Linked DNA regions of Mus musculus: region 2 is linked to region 1. A link is a loop called in an ENCODE intact Hi-C map of the cell type or tissue named here. Cell type or tissue: left cerebral cortex. All regions are shown on one strand.

Region 1 (5,000 bases):
TTTTGGTTTTGGGTTTGGGGGGGTTGTTTTGTTTTGTTTTTTGTTTTGTTTTGTTGTTATTGTTGTTGTTGTTCTGTAGTCCCAGGAAGATTATCTAGACCTCAGCTTTAGAAATTAGAATGACAAGGCAAGAGACTGTGCATACAGTCCTGCTTGACTCCAATCATTGCCTACTGCATGGTCACTGATGAGGGCCTTCTTGGCACTTCCACACTATGTTGGGGTGATCCAGTGACCACTCGGATCCATTGGACGGGAGAATCCTGCTCAGAGTTCTAAGAAACTCTGGGTATATAGCTCACAGCTCCCTCTCATTTCTATATGGTCTTACTGTCTTACGAGGCTCACAGAGAATTCCAAGCATTGTCTCAGGTCCATCCATGGGCTCTTCAATGTTGCTTACCATTTAGGACTTAAACTGTTGTTGGTGTCATTGCCTCAGAGTACATTTTAGGAAAATAAAAGTGCAAGCTCTGCATGGATGACCATGATAAAGAGAGTCCATTTCACAAAAGGGTGGAAAGAGTTCAAGGCCAGCCCAAGGATGATCTTGCAAAGTGGAAATTAGCATGAACAGGGAACTGCCTTACAGCTCAAGAAGGAAGACACATTGATGGAGCCCAAGACCTGGGGAAGCCAAGCAGAAACATGAAGCATGCATAAGAGTGTCCTGTAGGATCTGCGACCATGGACAGCAGCACTGTTCGGTGGCTCCACCCAGCAGCATCTGACACCAGCCAACAGCTGAAGATGCCTCGTTCAGCAAGGAGAGTCAAGGAGTAAAATCTCGGCTTCCTCCTTTCTCTACCTCTCAGTCTCCCTCCACAGTCTCCCAATGGTTCAACCTACACAGAAGCAACCTGATCTGACCAGGTTGGTGGGGAAACACACCTTGTTTGGCCTGAGGCGACAGAGAATAGATTAGAGGGTGTCTTACTTATTTTTTTTTCTATTGCTGTGATAGGATACTACACAACCTAGGAAATTGATAGAAAAAAGAATTTATTTGGAGCCTACCATTTCAACGGGTTAAAGTTAATGACCATCATGGCTAGGAGCAGAGCAGTAGGCAGGCGGCCACAATACTGGAGCAGCTGCTGAAATCAACATCGTTAGACATAACCAAGAAGGTGTGTGTGTGTGTGTGTGTGTGTGTGTGTGTGTGTGTGTGTGTGTGTGTGTGTAGAGAGAGAGAGAGAGAGAAAGAGAGAGGGAGAGAAAGAGAGAGAGAGTCAAATTGGTGGGGATTTTTGAAACCTCAAAAGCCAGCCCCAGTAACACACCACAATTCCTAACAGTCCCCAAACAGTCCTGCTAATTGGGGACCAAATATGTAAATCGATGAGCTTATGGGATCTATTCTTATTCAAATCACCACAGAGAGGGAAGAGGAAAATTACCCACTCTCTTATCAATTGAATGGACTTTCAACAGGTTTCCTGGATGTTACTCATCCCCTCCTTTCTGCTTGGTGCTGAGGTTTCTTTAAACTGGCTTCCTCACCCATCCCCTTCCACCCTCTAGTATCTTTCTGTGGCTTTGGAGATGAAAACTGAAGTGCCCTGTCATGGCTTCCAGTGTGGGGGTGGCGGGGGGTGGGGGGGGGGGTTGCTGTGTGGTCTCTCCTGCTTTTGTCAGTCTTCCCAGCTCATTTCAGATCTCTCCCTCTCAGTCACCAAGCTCCATCCCAGGTGTTCCCTTCCACTCCCCACGATGTGCCAACTGCAGGGCCTTCACACCTGTCCTCCCATCTGTCTGGAAAGATCTGTTCCCTCTGCTTTCGCTAAACACTCCTCATCCCACAGGTTTCGGCTTAAATGTTATTTCTGGGAGAGGTTTTCCTCAGACCGTCCCCCATTTCAATTAGATGCAACTTTCGTGGTCTTAATCACTCCCTGAACTTCCCCTCACAGCACCGAGCACAATTTATAGGCATATATTTGCTTATGTCTATTTTTTTTTTTTTTTGGTAACATCTGCTCTCCACCTGTCTGGAAACTTGACAATGATAGACATCTTGCTGAGCCTTCTCACGGGGGCACCTGATGCATACAGTGCCATACCTGGCATACCCAGTACCTGTTAAAGAACTGTATAGGGAATGCAGTGGTCTGATTGGGCAGAACTACATTTTTTTTTCCAAAGTTCAGCCAGCCTCCCTTCTGCCCCTTCACTTAGCGAGCCAGAAATAAGCATCTTTGAATAAAGTCTGCTCCACGGTAAATACATTTGCAAACCTGTATTGCTAAATTGAGTTTCCGAGATGCATTTCCCACCCCTACTTCTGCGTTTAGGACAAAAAGTTCATTGTGTCCTTCAGAGAATAACAATTGCTGGAAAAGGTGGGGGGGGGAGCAAAAACCAGGAGCTGCCAGTTACCTTTTCATGACATGTGGCAAAGCTTTTTCATTTCCAGTCAACAATGTAGCGTGTCCTTATTTTGTGTGTGTGACTATGATGCTGTCATGCTTTGTAATGTTCGTCTAATAACACAGGGATATCACGGTACATTTATATTACTCACAAAAGACCAGACCATTCTCTCCGGATGTGAGGCACGGTGTTCGGAGAAGGCCTTTTAAGTAGGTTTTGGTTTTGACACAGGAAAGGCTACCAGTATAACACAGTCAAGGACACGTTCATGGTTGTAACCATGGCCCCTCCTTGTGGCAGAACACACGCAATGACTCCAAATCTACTTCCTAATTCCTAGTGCCTTCACAAGCAAACCAACTCAAAGGCACAATATGCGGGCGATCTTTGTCTGATATTTCAGCTGTGGCTTTGACACATCTCTCATTGGTTCCTTAGCACATCACCCAAAGCATTTTTTTTCTTAGTGGGGCAGCCCTCAAGTCTTTAATTCTGGCTTGTTATTTCCCTTCTTACTGAGCTAAGTGTGTTATTAATAACAGCAACAAAAAAATTAAGTATGGTGTGCACACTAATCTAAAATTTTGAGTTGGCAATTAGTTGGAGCGAAATGCAATTAGATGTTTTCCTTCAAGTCCTAATTTACATGCTGGAAAACATGGGCAGCCTTTGCGAGTAATTGCAAAAATAAGCCCAGCTTTCTGTGTTTGTGTACAAACCCAAAGCTTCCCCCAGCACACCTGCCTTTGCCTAAATAGAATAGAATCCCAGGGGTCTTTTTGCTTTATGATCACTTGGATATACAGCAGAGAAGGAACTTATCAGCCTGTGGGTGAAAATGTGTTTTCTCTTGGCTGCAGAAGCTTCGCATTAATTGGCATTGACATTACCCGTGGAGAGCCGGGTGTATAAACTAAACCTGACAGTGTCTCTGGGTAGCCCCATGAGGTGAATTAAGGCTCTTCAGAGTTCCAGCACCCCTTTTTTGTGCACTCAGAGTAATAGCTAATGCAATCCAATCCATTAAGCACTTCATGAGCATCTATCCTATGCAACCCTGCTAGGAGCCCTGGAGGTTACAAATGGAGTGAGATACTGTTGACATCTTCAAGAGGTTACAGACTAGTAGAGGAGATAAGGGTATACCACAAACACCACCATGAGATAGGTCTCCCTAGAGACAGAGCACACCAAGGCTCAGCTGTAAAACTTCCTCCACCATGGCTCCTCGAAGAGGATGAGAAGTAGGTGAGATTCTGGCCACCACAAGCAAACCCCAATGGAGAATCAAGTTTCAACTCAGAGTTCCACCAAGCAGCAGCTCATGTGATCTCGCAACAAAGAGAAGGAATCTCCTACCTCTGCAGAAGAAGGGAAAGTGGAAGGATCTGGGATGAAATAAAAGGCCAAAGACTTGGTGATTTCAGCAAATAGCATGAAGACCTCTGGAAAGAGAAAGCAACACCTTAAGATGTGTGGAAGATCAGTACTATCCAGTACGTGCAGGGGGGTGGGGGGGAGCCACATGCTAGTGCAACTTGCATAATACAAAGAAGAAAGAAAAAAAAAAAACAATAGCCCAGAATACAAATGGTGACCACACTGCTATACAGTTATCACAATTATCACAGTTACTGCTTAATGAAGGGACAGGGGTGTGCAACAGCAGACTACCTATGTTTAATTGGTAGTTCTTAATTATAAATAATTTTACATGATGACCCCACATTGTCTCAAAGATAAGTTTAGATGGCTAATAGTCTTATTATCTTCATAATGCCTCAGTAAAAGAACTCATTTTAGATATTATGTACACACGTACCTAAGCTAAAGAGACCCCCCAACTGATGGTGGCGATCAAGACAGCTTATAAAATATTGTGCATAGGCCAGTTCACCAAGTGCAGTTCGGTGCCTGAGACTTGGTTACATGCCTGAGGTTGCTGTATATTACAGAAGTGCAGTGTTGCTAAGTGTTCAAGTCAAGACTCAAAGCAAAGAAGCAGCTGCAGCTAGAGAAATCATGGAGAGCCTGTTGAAAGGGAGCCCTCCTTGAAAGATGGATGAGAGAGATGAAGAGAGGGATGCCTATCTCTGGAATAGGATGCCCCAGTGCTGGGGAAGTAGCAGAGTACCTGGCTGCTCACTTTGTAGAGCGAACACAGAGTGAGCTTTGCCCTTGCCCTTTCTACATATGGGCAACACTCAAGAAATGAAAACTAGCAGCATATCTTCTCCCTGTGACAGAGAGCCAACTTTATGCTAGGTAGACACTGCACCTGCATGGGGTTATGGGCTATGGGTATGGGTTATGGGTTATGGGTTATGGGTATGGGTTATGGGTTATGGGCTATGGGTATGGGTTATGGGTTATGGGCTATGGGTTATGGGTTATGGGTTATGGGTTATAGGTTATGGGTTATGGGTTATAGGTTATGGGCTATGGGTATGGGTTATGGGTTATGGGTATGGGTATGGGCTATGGGCTATGGGCTATGGGTTATGGGTTATGGGTTATGGGTTATGGGCTATGGGCTATGGGCTATGGGTTATGGGTTATGGGATATAGGTTATAGGTTATGGGAGGACCTGATAGAGAATGAGTCACCATTTTTTTTTAATCTTTGC
Region 2 (5,000 bases), 1.1 Mb before region 1:
TTTTCCTTTGACCAGCAGAAGAGAATGGAGCCATTGGTGCTTCTGACTGTCTATCTCTGGCCCTCTTCATACCATTGCATGTTGGTCTGTTTTGGCAAACACCTTAGGCCGAGCACCCGAAGCGTGGTACCTTAGCAGAATCAGCGGCTCCAATTGCCTGACTGGACCACCTCATGAGGCCGCAAGCTCCCAGGCTCTGGGTAGGAGTTTATGAGTAGGACTCTTGAACACAGGACTCTTGTGACACAGTCCTGTCAGAGGTTTAAACTGTCCACTGGGTGAAAGCACTGTCTTACTAATTTGACAGTATATGCTTAAGTCCAGATGCTGTGCTTCATGGGCATCTGTAAGCCCCATGGATCCCCACATTGTGCTAGGTATGTTGTCTATACCACGAGAAACAGCTTGTCTAAGCTGACTGTAGGTTTCCTGATCCCTTTCCTCTTGTCATTTGCATAGTGCATTGATTGTGGTGTGAACACATGTGTGTGCACCTGTGTATGCATGTGGGCATGAGTGTGTGTGTGCATGTGTGTGTATGTATCTCTGTGTGTGTGTGTGTGTGTATGTGTGTGTGTAAGCTAGAAATTGTCATCAGAAGTCTCCCTCAGTGACACTCCACTTTACTTTTTGAAACACAGTTTCTTAATAGAACTCCGAGATTGTCAATTCTGGTAGGCTGGCTTGCCAGTAAGTCCTAGGAAGTCTCTTCTGTTTCTAGCTGGGTAGCATTGGGATTACAGGCGTGTACCACTGCGCCCAGATTTTTAACATGATCAAACTTAGCTCTTGGATGGCCAGCACTTTACATGTTGGGCCATCTCTCTAGCCTAACTGGGGTGCTCCATTTTATCTCCCAGTATTATAAAGATCTTGGAGAAAATCTTGTTATTTTAATTGCAGAAAGGATGGAAAATGGATATTCAGAAACTAGGTCCTGATGAGCAGTCCAAGGTAAGGGGTCAGAGCTGTTTTCTGGCCACAGGTATGTTCTCCTGACCTCTCCGTTTTAATTGCTGTCTCAGTGCCACATCAAAGGCTCCACGGGGTGATGACAGTGGCCTTCTGTACCCCGGGCACTCGGTAATGGCTTTAATTCTCTGAATCCCTATGATGACTTAAATTCCCATTTGCACAGAGGTGAATAGGGGCAACAGGGCCATTTTAAAGTCTAAAGAGCTGATAGGGAGAGAGAGGTTCTCCCAGTCATGGATCCATGTGGCCTTTCAACATGAGTTTGTAAGCTAGAAACCTCATGTCCGCAGCGAGTATATTATGTGAGCTTTAAATGTTCTTGTTATTTTCTTTACAAGTAAATTCTACAGAAATCTAAGGTGACTTGCAAGACTCCCTCTCCCTTGTATGTTCTGTTGCTATGGGATGGACATCTTAATTTCCCAAAGTGTAAATGATCAAGCTCTAATCCTCAGTGGTACTGTGTTAAGGGTGGATGGTGGTCTTTCCTGCTGCCTTGTGAGAATGAGGGATGGGAATGAGGGTGTGACTCTGCCAACCTAGGAGAGGTCATCAGCGGGACCTGCGTCACTTGTCACCTTAATCGTTGGCTTTCCAGCCTCTGGAACTGGAAGAAATATTTGTGAAATCACCCAGTGTACAGCATTTTGTTACAGCAACTCAGACTATAATCCCTTTCCCTGTGAATATGATAAGCTATTGTGCCCATGGCTTTGTTCCTCATTAGAGACTGAGAACTGACCAGCAAGACTATTATGTAATCAGAAGAGTTTTAGACAAGTTTGGAAGAATGAGAGGACCAATAGAAAGGGGCCTTATTGTGAAGTATAGTAAACCAGAGAGTGGCCTCCAGGAGCTGTGTGTGATCCTTGACCAACAGATAGCAAAACAGCAGGACTTCTGTCTTGTGCCCACAGGAAGGGAATTCTGCTCATGGCCAGAGGGAGCTTGGAAGAGCATCTCTTCACAGTAGAGCCTCCAGAGAAGGATGCCTGTCGTGCATCTCAAGAGGAGTTCAGGGTTCTGTGCCTACAGCATGCACACCATGAGATAATAAATATGAACAGATTTAGCTACAAAATTGGTGATGATTTATTCTGTAACAATGGAAGTCCAATGAATCTTTCTAAAATGCATTTTAAAAAAAGTCTTGTTTGTAGTAGGTAGAAAAATGATAGAGACCCCATCTTTATTTTGAGGAGCTGAACACTGCAAAAATTTAGCTAGTCAAGAGGAACATTTCCATTTGCCCAAGAGCTGCCGTTTGCAAAGCAGTAGTGTAAATGACCATCTCAGATCAGATTTTTGATGGAGAACTCTGACGAAAAGGTTTTTTTTTTTAATTGCCTCTGAAAACACTGCCTCAAATGGGGTGACAGTGGCTAACTCCAGGATGCCTACAGAAGGTGTTAGTGGGAAGGTTAGTCATGGGGGAAAGGTGACCCCTGAGCAGATCCACACCTTCTGGCTAAAAGAAGCTCCCTTTTTCTTGGGATTGGTCAGTCTCTCAAATATATGATGTCCTTTCCTGAAGGAAGGCTACCTTCCAGATAACCAGGAGTTTCTGTGAAGGTAGCCACAGGCTGGTGATCGGTCCCAGGGTTGTTTGTCTCACTGGGGCACAGAGCCTTCCCCCTCCTCCTCTCTTCCATCCTCTAAGGAGCTTCAGTCGCATCCTTTGTTCATCAAACAAGGTTTTTGCCTGGCTCTGGGACTTGGCAATCTCTCATCTGCAAGAAGAAGACAGAACAGATGGGGATGCTAACCTTTAATTTTAAGCAGCAGCAATGTTTCCCAAAGGCACTGTATGTGCTAGAAGCTGGGCTAGGAAGTCTTACAGATGAAAGGCCTAGGTCATCCTTTCAGTTAAGTCTTCTGGAGCTGAGGTCCTAGAGGGCAGCTTTGAGTAGAGTTCTTCCAGTGCCTCCATAGAGCCTGGAATATATAGGCTTGTTTGCTGAATGAAGAATGAATGAATGAATGAATGAATGAACGAGCTGATGAGCCTATGATCATGACTGGTAGCTCTGGCTTTGATATTAGTGTCATCAGTTTCCATAACGAGAAGCCCAAGGCTCACAGCAGGTAACTAGTATCCCATGGCTGCATCCTAGATCTTATTACCCATCCAAGATCACACAGCTGTGTCCTTGGTTCTGTCCTACCTAGGGGACTGGTCATTCTGAAATGGTTGGGTCCAAGATCCAGGCAGTGTGTGATGGTGGGCAGTGAGGCTCTCTGCCAGTGCCCTCTGAGGTGCTGGAACACAGGTGCAGCAGTCTCAGAAGACTCATGAGTAGGCTTCTGATGAAGACAGATGAAGTGATCTGGGCAAGGAAGGGCAGCCTGACATAGCTTGTTACGTCCCTGTCCTGACCACCGATGTTCCTTAAATGCTTGGTTTCATATTTGGGGAAGTTGAGCATGTCCTCTTGGTGGGAACAGGAGGTCACCTGTAATGTCCATGGGCTCAAAGTAGTCTTCTTTGAAATGTCTTTGCTTCTGGGCCTCTTTAAGGAGCCCAGGATAGAGGCACTTTGAGAGAAAGGTGCAAAGGGCTAGTGACCTTGAATTAAGAATCCATACTTCAGGCTACCTCCCTAAGCTGGAACTAGAGCCTGGTAGTAGGACGCTGGTAACTCTGCTATTTATTCAGTGGAGTTTGTTTCCTGGAGGAGGAAGAGGAGGAAGAGGAGGAGGAGGAGGAGGAGGAGGAGGAGGAGGAGGAGGAGGAGGAGGAGGAGGAGGAGGAGATGCCTTTGGGCCAACCTTGGGAATCAGAATCAAGATGCAGGTGCAGCCAGAAGAACACTGCCTCCTTCCCTCACAACCTCCTCCTACTCAGTCCCACCTGCAGACACAGCTGCAAGAGCCACATCCCACTGGTATTTGGGCTTGCTCCCCTCCGCTCCGACTGATAGTAATTACACTCCCTCTCCGCACACTGGCATTACTCAATTCTTTTCCTTTCTCTGCTTCATTTCAAGATGCCACAAACAGCATTCACTCACATCCCAGCAAGCACAATTAAGATGTCATCCCTCTCTCTGTGCTTTGTTCTTTTCTAGCATCAAGTGAGGACAATTCTGGGGGATTGTTTCTTTCGATCCTCCTCCCACAATTATCTCCTTCAGTTTTCCCTCTCCTGTCTTATTGAAATTCTAAATACATAAAGCTAACTTTATTAATTTCTATCTCAAAAACTCCAACAAAGGTGTACTTATTTTCTCATATGCTTCCCACTGGAATAACGTAGTCTACTGGTGGAGACATGTACCTGCTGTTACTTGAAAAGCAAATATGTATAGACAAACTGAAGATAAGAGGTAGGGATTCTTCTGAAAAGACAATGCAGATTCATTTGCTGGCCTGGCTGGTCAAGCTCTCTCTAGAAATGCCAGGAGGTGGGATGGGAAGTGGGAAGCTGGGTGAGAAGCAGGAAGTGGGGTAGAGAGCAGGAAGCTACTGGGCAGCTTCTCCCTGTAGTCCAGCAGGGCAGGCTGGGAGGCACTGGATTTGGGAGCACGGCTCTTTCTCTTTATAACATCCAGCCAAGTCCCTGATGACTGTCTTTCAGATCTGAACATTCCTCCCCAGAATGTTGGGCACCCATGTGAACAGGTCTAAATTGAAATTCTAAATGAGTACTCACTGAAAGTTGGTTTAATACAAAGAAAGGACCACAAATGAAACCTTCTAAGCCTTCTGTACGTTTCCAATACATGTCCAGTTCTTTGGAAAAGTCATTGTTACTGGTTGAAGACAGATTTATTTAATTCCCAAATGCCACCTCCAGAGGGCACAGCTGTCTCAAAAAAAAAATTTTTTTTTTCTTTTTTAACTTCCTTCAGTTTTCTTTAGGCTTGAATAAAGGGGCTCTGCAATCTCTGATTATGATTCCTGGGATCCGAAAATGAAGCATTTAATACAATACATTTTAACATTCATTTACATTTTATGGTAGCCCATTGTCTTTTTTTTATAGGTATTTAATATGCGTACTGTATTTATGTTTTAGCGGAAAA

What was found. Hi-C counts contacts between places; a loop is a spot of excess contacts. Peaks named below come from ENCODE experiments on the same cell type or tissue, not always from the same donor. Only the 100,000 strongest peaks of a DNase experiment are listed, where the experiment ranks them.
Region 2: a loop joins it to region 1, with 5 times the contacts of the local background. A loop is called at or near these places in 14 of 42 quality-filtered maps.

Annotation. Positions count from the first base shown.
Region 1 is chr10:91,543,971-91,548,970 of GRCm38, reverse strand. No RefSeq gene overlaps it. Among named protein-coding and RNA genes, the nearest start is that of Gm40736, 140 kb to the right of the region's middle. In left cerebral cortex, a CTCF peak has its summit at 2,668; DNase peaks (open chromatin) are centred at 1,767 and 2,641.
Region 2 is chr10:92,652,366-92,657,365 of GRCm38, reverse strand. It overlaps Gm31822 (a long non-coding RNA gene), which reads right to left. Exons shown (of 3, transcript XR_380678.2): 3 at 2,512-2,705. Among named protein-coding and RNA genes, the nearest start is that of Gm31822, 11 kb to the right of the region's middle. In left cerebral cortex, a CTCF peak has its summit at 4,776 (motif pointing right); DNase peaks (open chromatin) are centred at 2,682, 4,523 and 4,758.